2 separate regions of the Homo sapiens genome follow, and region 1 is linked to region 2. A link is an interaction called in ENCODE POLR2A ChIA-PET data of the cell type or tissue named here. Cell type or tissue: PC-9. All regions are shown on one strand. Links, peaks and the distances in the headings refer to the core of each region. The heading gives the core; the rest is flanking DNA.

Region 1 (9,973 bases), core at 1,928-9,927, 64 kb before region 2:
GGGAGGCCGAAGTGGGTAGATCACTTGAGGCCAGGAGTTCAAGACCAGCATGGCCCACACGGCGAGACTCCATCTCTACTAAAAATAAATTATGGGAGGCTGAGGCAGGAGAATTGCTTTAACCCAGGAGGCAGAGGTTTCAGTGAGCCGAGATCGCGCTACTGCACTCTAGCCCAGCAACGGAGCGAGACTCCGTCTCAAAAAAAAAAAAAAAAAGACAATTAGCAGAGCATGGTGGTGTAAGCCTGTAATCCCAGCTACTCAGGAAGCTGAGGCACAAGAATTGCTGAACCTGGGAGACAGAGGTTGCAGTGGGCCAAGGCTGCGCCACTGCACTCCAGCCTGGGCAACAGAGCAAGACTCAGTCTCAGAAACAAACAAATAAAAAGGAATAGTAGCTAAAAATTTTCCCAATTTAGTGAAAGACAGAAATTTAGAGATTTAAGAGGCTCAAGAACACCCAAGCAGAATAAATATAAAGAAAACCACACTTAGGCACAAACCACTGAAAATCAAAGATAAGGAAAACAATGTACTCATATATGGGGATCTAAAATAGAACCTGATAAATAAGTAGCACGGCAGTTGCCAGGTATTGGGAAATGGAGGAATTGGAGAGCTGTTGATCAATGTATACAAGTTTCCAGTTATAAGATGAATAAGTACTAGTGATCTAAGCTATAGCATAGTAACCACAGTTAATAACATACAGTATTTTACAGTTGAAATTTGCCTAAAGGCGATCTTAAGTGTCATCACACAAAAAAGGTAACTATGTCAGGTAACAAATACATTAATTAGCTTGATTGTAAGACTCATGACACAAGGTTTACTTATATCAAAACACCATGTTGTGGCCAGAAGCAGTGGCTCATCCCTGTAATCCCAGCACTTTGGGAGGCCCAGGCGGGCGATCACCTGAGGTCAGGAGTTTGAGGCCACCCTGGCCAACACGGCGAAACCCCATCTCTACTAAAAATACAAAAACTAGCCAGGCGTGGTGACGGGCACCTGTAATTTCAGCTACTCAGGAGGCTGAGGCAGGAGAATCACTTGAACCCGGGAGAAAGAGGTTGCAGGGAGCCAAGATCACGTCACTGCACTCCAGCCTGAGTGACAGAGCGAGACTCTGTCTCCAAAAAGAAAAAAAAAAACTAAACCAAAAATGTCTCTTTGTGATCTAGAGAAACAAGTTAAATATATAGAAAAGCTCTTACTATGGCAGTAATGAAAAAAATCTACAATGCTGATTTTGGCTGCGAAAGGGAGATGGTAAGGGACTTAAAAAACAACTTGCTATTGTACTCTAAAATCCTGTAGCTGAGGTTTAGCTGTACTCAATTTGCTTGTATAAAATATATAATACATCATTTTACATAAAAAAAAAAAGAAAAACAACTTGCTTAGAGAAAGGAATATAGAGAAAAGAATTCAAAAGCACTTTTGAAGCTATCAAAGCCTTGGTGACTAGAAGAATAATAGTAGAAATATAAGAAGGCTAGGTGAGAGAGGAGGCTGGACTGGCAGAAATCAACAGCAAAAGAAAGATGAGTTTTATACCAAAAAAAAGGCGAGTCTGTCACAACAGTAACTGCCTCTGAGGAAAGGGGAAGTGGATTTGGGGACAGTCATCAATAATGCTCTTTTGTTCCTTAAAACAAGAAAGATAAAGTAAGTATAATTAAATGTTCACGGGTCATAATTCTAACAAATGCAGGTATCTGTTATATTATTGATTGTACCTACCTAAAAGAAATCCATTAATAGAATCTTTTTCAGTAGTAAAACAACTTATGCCTGCATTGTAAAAGCATTAACATCCTTTGCCTTGGATATTATTTTTAATTTTACAAATTGCAAATGCTTGTACATTAAAACATGTACAATTACACTCTCTTGCTAGGGGCTAATATAGTGGTGACTTTGAAGCCAATGTTCCATTACAATTCTGAAAATTATAGGGCCCTTAAGAATGATGCTAAATCTACTCTGCCTGTGCCTCTACATACGGAACAAGTTTTAACTTTCAATAGTTCAACAAATGAAATGATATAACAAAATAAATATAAGACCCCAGAGCTTAAGGATAGAAGAGACTTTAATGATCTAGCACAACTCTTTCCAAAACCTTAACACTGACAACCACTAAAGTTCAAATAATTCTATCTTAATATGAATGACTTGCTTATACTCTTACCATATCATAAAAATAAAGTACATCTTATATAATTTTATGTAAGATATGATTACCAAATAAATCCCAAATGAAAACAGAGTTTACTAATTGATCCCAATGCCTACTCCCATAATATCTTAATTCTCAGCTTACCCAGTTTTCGTCATACAATACCAAAGCCCAAAAAGGTAATTTGGTGTTAGAAACTTTGTTGTTGCTGAAACAGAGTTTCGCTCTTATTGCCCAGGCTGAAGTGCGACAGCGCGATCTTGGCCCACCACAACCTCTGCCTCCCAGGTTCAAGCGATTCTCCTGACTCAGCCTCCCGAGTAGCTGGATTCAAGCAATTCTCCTGCCTCAGCCTCCCAAGTAGCTGGGATTACAGGCACACGCCACCACGCCCAGCTAATTTTGTGTTTTTAGTAGAGATGGGGTTTCTCCGTGTTGGTCAGGCTGGTCTCAAACTCCCGACCTCAGGTGATCTGCGGCCTCGGCCTCCCAAAGTGCTGGGATTACAGGCATGAGCCACCGTGCCCAGCCAGAAACTTTTAAAACAAGAATGCAGTGGCTGATTCACAGGGAAATTTGTCAAGTAGAGTAAGACAATATTAGCTATAAAGATAAACAGCAATGGTTTAAAAAACTTTTCCAATTCCCTCCAACATTTTTCTCATGACATGCAAGTCAATGTTTAACCTGACACAAAAATACTGATGGACTGTTGAGTGAAGAACCTGGACGCCTACTCTGTGTGTCAACAGAAACATTCTCCTGGTCCCTTCAAGCCTAAACCTTAAAATCTTAACTCCTTTTCACTAGTGGGGAGAACATGAACCTTGAAATAAAGAAGACATGACTGAATGCTTGTTCCACCATTTACTAGCCTGTGATCCTGTGATCATAGACTATCCCTAATGCATCGGGAATAAAACTAAATTCATGAGGTTGTCATAAGGATTAAAGGACCTAACAGTGAATAAAACTCACTAAGTATTTGGTAAACATTTCCTTCCCAAGATGATTTTCCTTTATCCATAGGCCTTCCTTTATCCCTCTACCCATTCCTTTAATTTTGCTTTCAAAGATTCTCAACGTTTTCCCAGTCCCTTTGCTATACGTCCATCACCACTGAAGACAACGACTACAGCAGTCAGCACTTGCCCCATGAAAGAAATCAGTCACAAAAAGCCACAAATTGTATGATTCCATTTACATGAAATGGCCAAAATAGGCAAATCCATAAAGACAGAAAGTAAATTAGTGTTTGCTAAGGGTTGAGGGTAGAGGTAACGGAGAGTGACTGCTACTGGGTGTAGGGTTTTTTGGGGTCATGAAAATGTTCTAAAATTGATTGGATTCCAATAAGTGGCATCCAGGCATTAAAAAAAAATGAAATTGACTGGAAATAGTTGCACAACCTTGTGACTATACTAAAAACTACTCAATTACACACTTTAAAAGAGTAAACTTTACAGTATGTGAATTATAACTCAATAAAGCTGTATAAAGTAAAATACTAGACCCAGACTAATAGTGCATAAATTTACCTTTTATCACTCTTTTGCTTAATGATCTACACAATCCACTACTGTCTATCAAATAAATCGCAAACCATTCTGCCCCATTTAAAATCCTTCTGAAATAAGGCAAGATGAGTAAATAAACTACTTGCTGTCCCACAGCTCCCAACAGAAATATCTGAATTCCAGGCAGGGCAATTTCCTAACTGACCCATCCCCCAAATACTTTGAAACTCCTTCATGACTTCCCTTTATCAGTAAAATATTTGCTGGGCATTATTAAATATCATGCAGGACGCTATCACTTGAATAGAGAATGCACAAAAAAGAAATAATCCCTGCCACTATGGAGCTTTCAATTTAGCTCACATCCTAGATTTGAAGTCCTTCTTCCCATATATCTATCACATCCTATTTATGCTTTTCCAAGGATCTGATCAAGTTCAGCTTCTTCATAAATCATCCTCCAAATACTACAGCCCTTATTAATCTGCCCAAACAATTAAATGCTAGTAAGCCATCCATAATTATTTCACACATATTAGTTTCATCTTTGAAACTAAACTGTAAACCTCAAGTATAAAATCATGCCTTAGTTTTCTTGTATATACCATAGTGTTCAGCACAGAACTGAGACTGAAATAAATACTTGATTACTTTAAGTTCTTCTATTTTTTTACTTTCATATGTGTTTTGTGCAGTCATTAATGAGCACATAATACATAGTGAGTAAAATAATTACAGTAAGTAATGCATCAGTGGAGATTATTCATTTTCAAATTGCAGCTTCAGAAATATGTATGCCTTCCTTTTGAAGATATATGTAATTAGCATCATTTCCTTGAGCTGCCCTGAATTTATCAGCAATTATCAGTCCTTGCAATACTCAAATAAGCAGTAAGCAAATCCATATTTCACTTTAATGTGTTATAGGTTAATCAAATCAGTGAACTGGTCACTAAGACCTCCCTATATGTTTCATATTTGTACTAAAAATTAGTAGCTTTGGGTTTAAGTATGTATAAAATGGACACTCTTAAAAACTGGACTAATAATTTGACCACTCTCCTTGGATGTATCTCAATTAGGGAACAGTAGAGCAGTGAGCTCTGGAATGAGACTACCCCAGGACTAAAATTCTAAATCTACTACTTATCTTTGAAATGGGATTATTTATAACAGTAACTACCTCACAGGGCTTCTGAAAAGGTAATAACATCCAAAACAAAACGTGCAAAGGGCCTTGAAATGGCTGATTGGTACACATCCCATTTAATACATCTTTAATAATTAAAATCCAAAGATATAAATCTCTGAAACCATAAAGAAAAATTTTTTTAAAGAGAGCATTCATTTTATGAAAGTCATCTGTCCTGGCACCTACAGAGCACAACTTTTAAAATATCTCTAAACTTGGTTTAAAACATTATTATTGGGAAACATAAAATTAGTTTCTCATGTGTGCCATACAGTATGCCTCTGCATTACAACGAAACACTGAAGAATTCTGATGTAGGCTTCAACTAAAACTACTTTAACTATAAATAAAATACATTATGTTATTCCAATTACTTAATTTCAACTATTAACTCATAAATGTGAACTCACAAGAAAATTTAAGAGAACTCAACAATACTATCAATTAATAATTAGGAACACTCCCAAAAGACATTTCTCAACTCTGAGCCTCTGTTTCATTTGTAAATGAAGACTGGATTAAATTATCTCTCAAAATCCCTTTTCAGCTCTATAATTCTGTGTGAGTCATTAGGCATTTCCCTTAATTTACTAAAGCAAGTTTCACAAATACACATTAAATGCTATATTTGTACCCTTGAGTAACTGAATTTTAAAAATGCTTATAGCAGAAGCACACTAGATTTAACTAAAATAATCTCTATAACTAGGCAAACACTTGTGTCCTGTCATACACTAATACTAAAAACATGGTTTACATGTTTACAGTAGATTAAGCCAACCCTAAACTACAAGGTCTTCTGCACCCTAATTCTCTCTCTAGGACTTTTATCCTCCTCATTGTAACCTCTCCTTTACACTAAATACTGAAAAGCACAGAAACCCTTCCCAAGAGCATTGCATTTTCACAAATGACACAAAGTCTTAAAGCAAGGACAAAATGTTTAAAAATAAAACGTTTAGGTAATGTCCTTCGGCAGGAGGAAAACATGGCATGTTGAGTATCCGAACAGATGAATATTCTTCTCAGGTATGTATTAGGGTTGGGGAGCAGAAGGAAAGCTGAAAGAATACATCTGGCCGAGACGGGTGGATCACTTGAGTTCAGGAGTTCAATATCAGCCTGGCCAATATGGTGAAACCCGGTCTCTACTAAAAACACAAAAATTAGCCAGGCATCGTGGCGGGTGCCTATAATTCCAGCTACTCGGGAGGCTGAGGCAGAAGAATAGCTTGAACCCTGGAGACGGAGGTTTCAGCAAGCCAAGATCACGCCACTGCACTCTAGCCTGGGTGACAGAGCAACACTCTGCCTCAAAAAAAAAAAAAAAAAAAAAAAAAATAACATCTGGCCACACAAATTCAAGCTATTCCTTTCCTGGTTCCAAGGAGTATGTAAGAATGGCTTGAGTTTAAATCGACAGTTTGGAAAGAATTTTGAAAATTCTGAAACAAAATTATTATTAAAATTCTGCAAAATCGTCCTTTAAAAAAACTAGAATTTTTTTTCTTTTTTTTGCTCTGGTATTAGTCAATTATGTAGGTTACGTTGTTTCCTGATATAAAGGCCCATATAAAGTTATAAAATCAGCACACAAACTAATATTAGTCACTATCCTATTTCAAAGAACTAAATTTAAAACAATCCAATAACATCACCTTATCTCCTATCTAATAATTCATAAATGTCGTGTTTGGTAAGCTACAGCACACATTTTTGTAGTGCTATTATTACTTAATTGCTTTGCTCTTGCTTCTTTATGCTACTGTCTATCACTGATTATGGTTGTGTCATAAAAAAGGCAACAAGCTCCAACAGAATTACAAGGGAGCATTCAAATGCTTTTTTTATTATAGTGGAATTTTGTTTCAGGAAACACATGTTGCTACATTTTAACCATTCCAAACTTCTGCTCCTAGTCCAATCCTTTAGCTGTTTCCACAAGTTGGGGGAGCAGGAGCATGCTGGACAAGGGAAATTTAGCTAGAGCTAAACTCTCCTCCTGATTAAGGATTTTGCCTCTTAGAAAATTGAATGACATAGGTGGAGATAAGATTGTCAGCATAGCGATCAATTACCACGAGCCAATCAGTCACTGTGATGCTCAAGAAGCTAGATCACATATCCACAATTTTTTTAAAGAAGGGAAACTGATATTCAATCTTTCCGTTCTTTTCTCTCTGAATGCTCTCATCTTATTAGCTTCAGTTAACAAATTATGATTCCCAAATATCCACCTTCATTCCCAAAGGTCCTGTATTTTTAATTTCCTCTAGAATGTTTCCAATTATAAATCATCATTCCAAATTCAACAACAAATTCCAATTTTACTCAGTTTCTTAAAACTAACTCCCTTATTGTCCCAATCACTCAGGCTTACAATCTTGAACTATTCATTGATGCCTATTTACAATCCACTGGAATCAACTGCCAAGTCCTAGCTATACCTCCTTCAATCTCTCAAATCAGCAAAAACATTTTGACTGTGCAGAGAACTGTGTGTGGTAGGCAGGCCAAGGCCTGCAGGAGATAAGAAAATAAGCATAACACACTGTATTCCTTTCTTTAAGAACTGAAACTCAAAAAAAAAAGAAAGCCAACCAATTATTATATTTAAAATATATTGTGCCCTTACTGTGTGCCAGGCACTGTGCTGAACCATTTTCACACATTATCAAAAAACAGAACAAAACAAAACAAAACTGGGCATGGTGGCTCACTCCTGTAATCTCAACACTTTAAGAGGTCAGGGCAAGAGGATTACTTGTGCTAGAAGTTTGAGACCAGCCTGAGGCAACACAGTGAGACCCCATCTCTACAAAAAATTTTTAAAAGTAGCCACACATGGTGGCATGTGCCTGTAGTCCCAGCTACTCGGGGGACTGAGGCAGGAAGACAGCTTGAACATAGGAGTTTGAGGATGCAGTGAGCCATGATCTTGCCATTGAACTCCAGTTTGGGCAACAGAGACCCAGTCTCAAAAACAAACAAAAAAAACCTATAAGGTATACACTATCATCTCCAAATTACAGATGGGAAGAAATAAGACCTGCAGAGGTTGAAGTGTATAAAGTCATATAGCTATTAAGTGATAGAGCTTGAACTCAACAACAGATAACTACAAAGCCTTTGCTACCCGTAAATAAAATAACACGAAATATAACTGCCAGAAGAAACGTAAAAAGAAAGGAAAAAACCAATCTTTTCCTAACTTATCTCTTCTGCTCCAACTCCACCGCCAATACCAGGTTTCAGAATTTCTGCAAAGTTAGCCCTTGAATGGGCTGCTGAAGAATCATCTAGGAAGCCTATGTAAATGAATATTCATAGTCCAACCCTTGAGATTCTGAGTCACTGGGTATGGGGTGTTTCTGATGCACAGTTTTTTTAAAAACCATACTCCTAATTCTTGTTCATTCATTCATACAACAAAGATTTGAATTCCTACTATGCACCAAGCCATGTCAAACGTTCATCTTCTACGGAAGGAAGATCTAGTGTAGTGGCTCTGCCATACTTACTTGCTACAGTATCTTGGGTAAGTAGCTTAACCTCTCTTAAGACTAAATTTTCTAGCCTATAAAACAAAGATAATACTTTCCAGGTTGTTGTGAAAGTTAATGAGATAATATAAAGCATTTAGCACAGGGGCTGACATACAATTCTCGATAAATGCTAGCTATTATTATTTCCTGAGAAACACAACCTAGAGAGTAATTTTTTTCTAGAGATTAAATTTAAGCAAAGTAACAAGGAAATAGTCTAGGCATTCACATATCGGCAGGGGGGTGGGGGGGGGGAACCTAAACCAAGTAAAGATTACACAGAGGGTTTTCTCTAATTAGGTGAATCAAATTCATAAGGCTGAGATTTTTTTTTGTAAGAGTTCTTTAAACAGAAATACAGTTAACTTTACTAACAACAATGAAGCAACACATAAAGTTCTGAAAAGGCAGTCAGGAGTCCCCGGAGTGTTAACAGAAAGAACACAGGACTTAAATACAGAACTCAGGTCCAAATAGCAGATCGAACCACCTGCCAGGTAGACGGCATCAAAAAGGTAATTTAAATTCTCTCATTCTGTTTTTTCACTTATAAAATTAGGTTAAAAAATAGCTGTCACAGAAAGCATGGCCAGCAGGTCCTCCACAGGACCTTTCCGTTCTGTGCCTAAAATTCTGAACTGTGTTTTACAATAAGCCTGAAAGTTCGTTCACCGCAATATAGTATTTGCAATCCAAAGTCAATATTTCAACACAAAATTGGCAGGCAGGAAAGGAGGGAGAGTCTTTCGCTAAGTCTAAGTAAGAGTCTGACTTCTCACTAGGAGCATGTCTGTTGTACTTACTTCAAACAGCATGCAAAGCATGACTCATCAAGGAATAAGAATTTCAATGAGTGCTTTTTGGTTAAGAAGCTATTGTGAATATTTCTGCCTTTGGAGATGGCTAAAGAAATAGCATTATTAAGCCGGTGCAGTGGCTCATGTCTGTAATCCCAGCACTCTGGGAGGATGAGGTGGGTGGATCACCTGAGGTCAGGAGTTCAACAACAGCCTGGCCAACATGGTGAAACTCTGTCTCTACTAAAAATACAAAATTTAGCTGGGCGTGGTAGTGGGCGCCTATAATCCCAGCTACTTGGGAGGCTGAGGCAGAAAATCACCTGAACCCAGGAGGCAGAAGGAGGTTGCAGTGAGCCAAGATCATGCCACTGCACTCCAGCCTGGGCGATGAGAGCAAAACTCCATCTCAAAAAAAAAAAAAGAAACAGCATTATTATTAAACAATACGCACAGAATTCATGGAAGAAACATGAACTTCCCACATATACCTTCCTTCATTTACCCAGCTTTTCCCCACTGCTCTTCAAACAAGATCATTCTTATCTGCACTAATTGCTGAATTGTGGCCACAAGATGAACATACTCCTCTTTCACTGACACCTACAAGATATTTAAGCTTACATTTTAAGATTGCTAAGAAGTTGAAGTCAGTTAGCAAAATTCCTTAATCTGCTCCAGATATGAATATATCCAAGACTTTGACCATAGGGCTATATTAACCTCTGCTATCATAA
Region 2 (9,973 bases), core at 1,333-9,332:
TTTAGACCCAAAGACATTTAGGCAAGGGCGGATGGGCCATGTTGCTAAGGAGGCTTACACTTGAGGGCCCCTTAACTTGGACAGTCCCCTCCAAGACTGTGTGGCTAATTTTTATTTATAATTTTGTATTGTCTTAAGAAGATCATTTAAATTGTAAAAGCCTCAGGCCCCACGCAATCTGGGTCTGTCCCTGAATTTAGACATTAATTTATATTCTTTTCTTGAAGGATTTTCTAACTGGTTAATGTACAACAAACCTGTTTTCTCAACTTAGTATGAGCTTCTTTGCTAAATAATGCTGTGCAGTATACAGTGTGGTGGTTGAAAGGGTCATCAGTAGAGTCCCACAGACCTGTGTCCAAAGGTCACTTCTGCCGTTTCCTAGAGATGTGGCTTTTGGGCAAGTTTAAATTTTCATCTTCATTGATCTTCAGCTTCCTCAGCTGTTAAATGGGAATGATTATGGTGAAGCTTGCATTATGACTTTCAGAGGCCCAAGGAACTTTTGCCTTCATAGGCCCCTTTCTCCATGAAAATGATTACCAACTATATTTTGTGACTGTGTTGGTAAAAAGGCTAATATAATTCAACAGGGATTCTGTTCTTTTTTTTTCCTTTCTGATGCTAAAATAAACAAAAACATTTTCATGAGCCCCTAATAGTGTCATGGACCCTTGACATAGTGCCTAGTGAGCCTAATGGATAAGTTGACCCTGATTATAGAGCACACAGAGAAGCCTGGTGAATAATAAATGAGACAGTGTACATACAACATTCGACAAAGTGCTGGTGTGTATTAGGTGTTCAGCGGACGTCAGATATTACTTTTGTTATTATTATATGCCTCTTTCATATAGAAATGCTTACTAAATGGGATTGAATAGAGCTTATTTTACACTAAACCATTTGTAGCAATGGGAGTTTGGAAACAGATATCACTTTCTTATATATTATTATAGAATGTCAATTAAAGCTTTTCTGCTTCCCGACTTGGTACCCATCCTGTATTTACAAGCAGTTATTGCCTACGGACCAGGTGCTTAGATGTCTTGAATTTCAACAGAGCTCCTTAAACACTAGGTTCCCAAGCTCCACTCAAGAGATTCTGACTCAGTGGCTCTGGAGGGAGATCTGAAAATAAGTACTTAAAAAAATCTTACTCCCTTGGTGATTTTGAAGAGCAGCTAAATTTGTTGGAAACCACTATCATAGGCAAGCCGGTAGAGGTCAGTGACAGCTGAAAGAGTGGTATACGGGGGCATTAGCTTACCTCTTCCTAAACTCTGTAACACTCACCCTCAATCACTGCAAATAAAATGAAGTGTCTGCTATGCAAATGCAGCTTCCAGACAAGTCCCCTACGCACTCCCTTCCCAATCAGATTGTACCACTAGCCCCCCTTAGTAAAGTAATTTTGGAGCAGTCTGCAGAAGAGATATAATTCATATTGTAGCTTTCAAGGAACTTCCAGGATAGAGATCAACACAAAACCAAGGTAGCATACTTTTAAGATTTTAAGGACCAAATGGGTACTGTGGACATTGAGCACTCAGAAGAGGAAGCAATCATGATAGACTGAGTTGCTGGGGGAGCCTCAAAGTGAAGAGTGACTTATGTTGAATCATGAAAGAAGGTGGACCTGAGACATTGAGACACGAAAAAAAGAATAATAGACTGGGGGTTAGGGGATGCAGGAATAAAACTGGCTTTGCCACACGCTAGCTGGGTGTCTTTGAAAATGAAGATATGAAAAAATGTAAACCTGTCAACACCTATTCCAAACAAGAGAAACCTGGTATAAAAATGCTAATATTTGCAAAAATACAATTTAAGACAAAAAAGCATTATTAAGAATAAAGAGGGGGCCGTGTGCGGTGGCTCACACCTGTAATCCCAGCACTTTGGGAGGCCGAGGCGGGCAGATCACAAGGTCAAGAGATCGAGATCATCCTGGCTAATATGGTGAAACCCTGTCTCTACTAAAAATACAAAAAATTAGCCGTGCCTGTAGTCCCAGCTACTTGGGAGGCTGAGGCAGGAGAATTGTTTGAACCCAGGAGGCGGAGGTTGCAATGAGCCAAGATTGCGCCACTGCGCTCCAGCCTGGGCAACAGAGCGAGACTCCGTCTAAAAAAAATAAAAAATAAAAAAATAAAGAGGGATACAACACCCTGATAAGGAACAGTTCACCAAGAGGATAGAATCATCATGTACTTGTATGCACTAAAAAAAGAAAAAATGTCCTGGAATATGTTAATTCTCAAACTGGGAGAATTGACACATGCACATCAGATAATGATGGATGAACTATTTAAAACATAATAAGGACAAAGAATAAGTGATTTGAACAAGAAGGAAAAACCAAGGCACAGAGCAATGAAATAACTTGCCCAAGGTCTTGTAGCTAGTAAGTGAAGAGCTGGGATCCAGACCCAGGAAATCTGCTTTTATGCCACCCTCAGCTAAAGTTTCATCTTGAGTGATAGAGCCTTAAAATGTGTTTACACCAAAAAGAAATATTAAGGATAAGTCAATTAAGCATTTAATATACAATTCAAGAAGTTAGAAAAGAAAGAAGAGGCCGGGCGCAGTGGCTCAAGCTTGTAATCCCAGCACTTCGGGAGGCTGAGGTGGGCAGATCACGACCTCAGGAGTTTGAGACCAGCCAGGCCAAAATGGTGAAACCTCTTCTCTACTAAAAATACAAAAATATTAGCTGGGCATGTTGGCCCGTGCCTGTAATCCCAGCTACTTAGGAGGCTGAGGCCGGAGAATCGCTTGAACCTGTGAGACGGAGCTTGCAGTAAGCCGAGATCATGCCACTACACTCCAGCTTGGGCGACAGAGCGAGACTCCATCTCAAAAAAAAAAGAAGAAAAGAAAAGAAAGAAGAAATATCCAAAAGGAAAGAGAATGCAAAGTAAAAACAAGAATAAAAAAGAAGCTGGGCACAGTGGATCACACCTGTAATCCCAGCACTTTGGGAGGCTGAGGGAGGGCAGATCTCTGGAGCCTAGGAGTTGGAGACCAGCCTGGGCAACATGGCGAAAACCCATCTCTACAAAAATTACAAAATTAGCCAGGATGGGAGACATGCATGTATGGTTCCAGTTACTCGGGAGGCTGAGGTGGGAGGATCACCCAAGTGCAGGAAGTTGAGGCTGCAGTGAGCCATGAAAATGGTAACTATGTGAGGTGATGGATATGTCAATTAATTTTGTTGTGGTGATCATTTTACAATCACATATTGATATATGTATCAATATGTTTTGATACATATATCAAAACATCAAGGCCAGGTGTGGTGGCTCACACGTGTAATTCTAGCATTTTGGGAGGCTGAGGTGGGAGGCTTGCTTGAGCCCAGAAGTTGGAGACCAACCTGGGCAACATAGTGAGACCCTGTCTCTATAAATAAATAAATAAATAAAATAATAAGAAAGTTTGAAGGGTCATTTTGTTTTATAGTATACATATAATCATATAACTTTGCTATTTGCATATGGAGGGCGACAGTGAATATTCATTATCAAGAAGGGCTTTGGATTCAGAAAAGGTCGGATTTTTTATTCCAATTGAAAATGGTCTGGAAATACACATGCACAGTTGTTTGTCCTCGTTCACTGTCTCTTTCTTTCTCTCTCTCTCTCTTTTTTTTTTTTTTTTTGAGACGGATTTCACTCTGTTGCCAAGGCTGGAGTGCAGTGGCACAGTCTCGGCTCACTGCAACCTCTGCCTCCCAGGTTCAAGGGATTCTCCTGCCTCGGCCTCCCGAGTAGTTAGGATTACAGGCATGTGCTGCCACGCCCAGCTAATTTTGCATTTTAGTAGAGACAGGGTTTCTCCATGTTGGTCAGGCTGGTCTCAACCTCCCAACCTCAGGTGATCCGCCCGCCTCGGCCTCCCAAAGTGCTGGGATTACAGGCATGAGCCACCGCCTCCCACCTGCAGTTGGCTGTTTGTTGTTTTTTTGTTTCTTTGTTTTGTTTTTTTATGCTGCCCCGCCCCCTCTGGTTCTTTGTTTTACAGAAAAAAACAGGCCCAAATTGAAGGCTATTCTTTGACATAACTGGCCAACACTCTTCAAAAATGTTAATGTTGTGAAAATAAAGATTGAGAAACCATTAATGCTAATTTCCTGATATTAATCATTGAATATTTATTATTAATTAGTCTGAAACTATGTTATAATAGTTACTACGTATACATAGACTATGTAGAAACTTTGTGCTCCATTGCTAACAGAGTGCACATTGATGCAATTTCCCTGAAGGATAATTTGGCAATACCCTTCAAAAGCAGAAACGTACATACTTTTTGATCAAAAATTCCGCTTATAAGCAATTGTCCTACAGAGTTGGTTTCACATGTGTGAAATGGTTTAAATAAAATTGCGTATTCATTATAAGGGCAGCAGGCCAGGCGTAGTGGCACAAACCTGTAATTTCAGCACTTTGGGAGGCCGAGGTGGGCAGATCACTTGAGGTCAGAAGTTCCAGACCAGCCTGGGCAACATGGTGAAACCTCGTCTCTGCTAAAAATACAAAAATTAGTCGGGCGTGGTGGCACATACCTGTAATCCCAGCTATTCAGGAGAGTGAGGCAAGAGAATCGCTTCAACCTGGGAGGTGGAAATTGCAGTGAGCTGAGCTCATACCTTTGCCCTCTAGCCTGGGCGACAGACTTAGACTCTATCTCAAAAGAAAAAAAGAAAAAAGACATTGTAAGGGCAGAGTTTGGAAGCAATGTACATAACAGTAATGGGATTTTTTTTTTTTTTTTTTTTTGAGATGGAGTCTCCCTCTGTCACCCAGGCTGCAGTACAATGGCGCGGTCTCAGCTCACTGTACCCTCCGCCTCCTGGGTTCAAGTGATTCTCCTGCCTCAGCCTCTGGAGTAGCTGGGATTACAGGCGCCCGCTACCATGCCTGGCTAATCTTTGTATTTTTAGTAGAGACGGGGTTTCACCATGTTGGCCAGGCTGGTCTGGAACTGCTGACCTCGTGATTCGCCTGCCTCGGCCTCCCAAAGTGCTGGGATTACAGGTGTGAGCCACTGCACCCGGCCAGTAATGGGATGGTTTTAAGTAAATTATGATATACTTTTAAAATATAGTAAAATGGACACAATAGATTCCTATAAATGTACTTTTCTGGAAAGAATCCCAAGAATAGGGTTATTATTAACAGAAAAAAGTAAAGCATAGAACATTTGGTAGAATATGCCCCTATTTGTGTGTGGGAAAAGGTATATGTGTATGTATGTATATGCATTTATTTTATTATGCACCTATCTATATTTTGTATGCACATATACACATATATTTGTATACTTCTGTATATGTTTATATACATATATTTGTATACATTGGTATATGTATATATTTGTAAATTAATAGGATAGCTCTCTAATGATGCCTAAGAAAGTTGAGAAAATTTTGGCCTCAGAAAGGAACTGAGTTGCTGGAAGAGAGAGGGTAAGGGAGACTTACCTCAGTATTTCCAGTATTTCACTTTGTGTTTTGTGCAAAATATGAGTATTCCTATCTTTAAAAAATTAATTAATAAAAATACTATGTAGAATGTTAGAGAGCCAATATGAAATCAATAGAAAAGAGTGAACATTTTTTAATAACATCAGTGCAAGCAGATGGAGAAGGAACTTGTACTGAACAATTCTCCAAATATAGAAATAATTTGATTTTTTTTCTCCAAAGGCAGAAGAACAAGGGGCAGGAAGCCAGAGAAAGTTAGACAAACATGGCATGTTCAGAAATCTGTTTCCAGCTTAAAGGTTATCTTTTTATAGGATGAGGATTATCACGTGATCCATTTCTTCTTTTTCAAAACCAAAGTAAAGTGGTTAATTTTATGGTATATAAATTATACCTCAATTTAATAAATACATTAACTTTTAAGATGTTAAGGATGATGATACATTCATCGGCCATCATATTAGCCGGGCGTAGTGGCATGTGCCTGTAATCCCAGGTACTGCAGAGGCTGAGGCAGGAGAATTGCTTGAAGCTGGGAAGCCGAGGTTGCAGGGAGCCGAGATCGTGCCACTGCACTCCAGCCTGGGTGACAGAATGAGACCCTGTCTCAAAATAAATAAATAAATAAAATTTAAAAAATCAAAATTACTATATAATAATAGTTAAAATAAAAAGTTTAATACCAAAAAAATTTATTTAGCAATAAAATGAAAGAAAGTTTGTTTTTTTTTGAGACAGAGGTTTGTTCTGTCGCCCATGCTGGAGTGCAGTAGTGTGCTCTCAGCTCACTGCAACCTCTGCCTCCCGGGTTCTAGTGATTCTCCTGCCTCAGCCTCCCAAGGAGCTGGGATTACAGGTGTGTGCCACCACACCCAGCTAATTTTTGTATTTTTAGTAGAGACCGGGTTTCACCACGTTGGCCAGGCTGGTCTCGAACTCCTGACCTCAAGTGATCCCCCCTGACTCACCTCCAAAAGTGCTGGAATTACAGGCATGAGCCACCGTGCCCAGCCAGAAAGGGAAGTATTGATACCTGCAACAACTTGGATAAATCAGAAAGGCATTATGCTAACTGAAAGAAGCCAGTGTTCAAGATTAGAGGCTGTCAGACTCCGTTCACATGACATTCTCAAAGACAAAACTATAGGAAGAAAGAACAGGTTAGTGGTTTTCGGAAGCTAGGGCCAGGTGAGTATGAAGGGAGAACAGGAGGGAGTTTTTAGGGAGTGATGGAATTGTTCTGTATCCTTATCATGGTGATCTGCTGGGTGCGGTGGCTCACGCCTGTAATGCCAGCACCTTCAGAGGCCGAGGCGGGCGGATCACTTGAGGTCAGGGGTTCAAGACCAGCCTGGCCAACATGGTGAAACTCTGTCTCAATTAAAAATACAAAAAATTAGCCGGGCATGGTGGCAGATGCCTGTAATCCCAGCTGCAGGGGAGGCTGAGGCCGGAGAATTGGTTGAACCTGGGAGGCGAAGGTTGCAGTGAGCCAAGATCATGCCATTGCACTCCAGCCTGGGCAACAGAGTGAGACCCTGTCTCAAAATAAATAAATTAATTAATTAATTAAATTTAAAAACTCAAAACCACTACATAATAATATTTAAAATAAAAAGTTTAAAAAGCAAACAAAAAACCCCAAATAGAGTTGTATCAACGAGGTTTTGCTTGTGATTTGATTTTGTGGCCGTAATTGTCCTGTTCTCTTTCAACACAATAACCCTAACCCTCTCCCTGTTTCTTTCAGAAAGAGCGAGGGAGTAATTCTAGCCTGTTTTTACAAGAACACAGTGGCTATAGACAGTAAGTACTCTCCCATGTGAAAGCACCAGCTAATTAGACTTTGGTGGATGGTCATGACGTACCCAGTGACATGCTTTTACAGTTCGTTGTCATTGTTCTAGGTGCCAGTGTGAAGATGACTCAGCAAACGTGGAGAACCAAAGATTCTAGGGCAGCACCAAAACTGGGAAAGCAATTACAGCAGAAGTTGCCTTCCCCATGGTAGCTTAGCAACTTCGTGTCTCTCCAAGGCAGAGAGGAAAATCAAGTCTAACAGGCCTTCCCGAAGGCTAGGTGTGAAATACCAGAAGCCATCTTTGTTTCTGGCGATGTCACTAAATAAGTATTTGTTGATATAAAGTATTACACATCTGTTCTCCCACATTTCAGCTAAATTGCCAAAAGTTAACCCTTTCTGGAGATCCAGAATGGAGCAATATACCTAGCTCTCATTCATTATTTCCCTTGCTGATATTCTTGCATAGCTTTTAGTTTATGCATTTGTCCCAAATAAACCTAGAAAAAGCCACTTGTCGTAGGACAAGATGAGCTGATGATTTGAATCACTCCCCCACTGAGGAAGAAACCATCTGTGGAAAAGACTGTATAAGGTACTTCCTGGTTGAACGGTAGGGCTCTGGAGTCAGAAGTCTTGAATTTGAATCCCAGCCCTGAAATGTATCAGCTGTGTGCCCTTAGGTAAGTAACTGAACTTCTCTGGCTTCAGATCCCTCTGTGTGTGTGTGTGTGTGTGTGTGTGTGTGTGTGTGTGTGTGTTTTGTTGTCGTTGTTGTTATTGAGACAGAGTCTCACTTTGTCGCCCAGGCTGCAATGCAGTGGCGCTATCTCAGCTCACTGCAACCTCTACCCCCCGGGTTCAAGCGATTCTCATGCCTCAGCCTCCCAAGTAGCTGGGACTACAGGCGCCCACCACCATGCCTGGCTAATTTTTTGTATTTTTAGTAGAGACAGGGTTTCACCATGTTGGCCAGGCTGGTCTTGAACTCCTGACCTCAGGTGATCAGCCTGCCTTGCCCTCCCAAAGTGCTGGGATTACAGGCGTGAGCCACCGCAATTGGCCCTCTCTGTTCATTGTAGGTGCTGAAAGGAACCCAGTGAACTAGTGATAATACTTATCATGTACCTAGTGCCAGGTCTGATGCTTAATTCATATTCAGAAAGTAGAAGCAATTTTCATGTGATAGGTCATTAATGCCAATTTTATGTATCTGCAAATGAGGATGTGGGGGGTTCCAGGAAGTTATTTAAATGCTTTTGGTGCACAGTTCCTTTACCCTGCCTAGGGTTACCTACAACATACCTTTGGGGAACTTTGCCTGCTTCTTTGCTAGGCTGGGGTCCCATTCTCTTGGATCCTCTGCTAATCTGCCGATCAATCTTGTAGAGATTGCAGAGATGTTAATGACTTTATTTGACTTTTCTACTTAGAGACAGATAGATTAAGAAGTGTTTCAGGCTGTGGCCAGCTGGGACCATTCAGCAGCCTTCAGGGAACGCCTCTTTTAGCACAGGTCAGCCTGGCAGCCTGGGCTGTGGCCCCTGTGTGAATTGGCCTCTTGCACTAGAGATGGTTGGGTGGGTGGCTGAGGCTGCCTTCTCATACTCCAGGGTCTTTGTTCATATTTATGACACCTACATTTCTGCTTCCCTTTCTTACTTCTCCCTTCCCAGATCGGAGTGGAATAGAGCTCATTAAAGCTTTATAGGGGTAGTGCCAATAGAGAACTTTAGGTCTGGGGAAGAATCATTAGTAAAGATCGACCGTGTGCTCTGGGTGCCTTTAGGCAGCCACTGTTTCCATTGGTGTTTAATATTTATTGCTTTCTCATAATCTTCCAGCTGCTATCTTGTCACTGTTAGGAAGACTGGGGAAAATGTCCTATGGATATTTATTTTCTACCACATATTTAGTATATCACTTGAAAGTTTGAGTTCTGTGTTTCTTATATAACTTATGAATAATAAAATAAAAATCATCACTATTGCTTTCAGGCCAGATATACTTTTATTGCACAACATGTATTACGTACAAGAATATCACAAGATTTGGAAATGTTAGTCCTAGAAGAGTTTGACACAACGCAATGATAAGACAGTATGAAAAATGGAGCTATGAATAAAAAAGAATCCATAAGTCCCCAGAGCCTATGAGTATGTTATGTTGCATAGTGATGTAGTTTGGATGCCTGTCCTCTCCAAATCTCATATTGAAATGTGATCCCCAGTGTTGGAGGTGGGGTCTGGTGGAAGATGTTTGAATTATAGGGGCTGATTCCTTATGAATGGTTTGGTACCCACCCCGTGGTAATGAGTGAGCTCTCATTCTGGTAGTTTCTGTGAGAGCTGGTTGTTTAAAAGAGCCTGGCACCTCCCCTTCCTCTCTTGCTCCCTCTCTGTCTTGCCATGTGACACTCCTGCACCCCTTTACCTTCTGCCATGATTGGAAGCTTCCTGAGGCCCTCACCAGAAACCAATGCCTACACCATGCTTCCTGTACAACCTGCAGAGCCCAAATAAACCTCTTTTCTTTATAAATTAACCAGTCTCAGGTATTCCTTTATAGCAATGCAAATGGACTAACACACGTAGCGAGGAGGAATTAAGGTTGCACATGGAATTAAGGCTCCTAATGAGCTGACTTTAAGATAAGGAGATTATCCTGGATTATCTGCA

What was found. Peaks named below come from ENCODE experiments on the same cell type or tissue, not always from the same donor. Only the 100,000 strongest peaks of a DNase experiment are listed, where the experiment ranks them.
Region 1: POLR2A ChIA-PET joins it to region 2 with 12 read pairs; 12 of 35 experiments call an interaction of 5 or more read pairs at or near these places.

What each region holds. Positions count from the first base shown.
Region 1 is chr2:113,893,781-113,903,753 of GRCh38, reverse strand. All of the region lies in intron 1 of ACTR3 (actin related protein 3), which reads right to left. Among named protein-coding and RNA genes, the nearest start is that of ACTR3-AS1, 7.8 kb to the right of the region's middle. RefSeq lists a silencer at 1,547-1,636. In PC-9, for the core only: no CTCF peak of the experiment used is centred there; a DNase peak (open chromatin) is centred at 9,213; H3K4me3 peaks cover 1,028 bases; H3K27ac peaks cover 1,658 bases.
Region 2 is chr2:113,828,857-113,838,829 of GRCh38, reverse strand. ACTR3-AS1 (ACTR3 antisense RNA 1) reads left to right here. Exons shown (of 5, transcript NR_110174.1): 4 at 7,245-7,300; 5 at 7,402-7,647. Among named protein-coding and RNA genes, the nearest start is that of ACTR3, 56 kb to the left of the region's middle. RefSeq lists an enhancer at 6,855-8,054. In PC-9, for the core only: no CTCF peak of the experiment used is centred there; DNase peaks (open chromatin) are centred at 4,609 and 7,559; H3K27ac peaks cover 1,241 bases.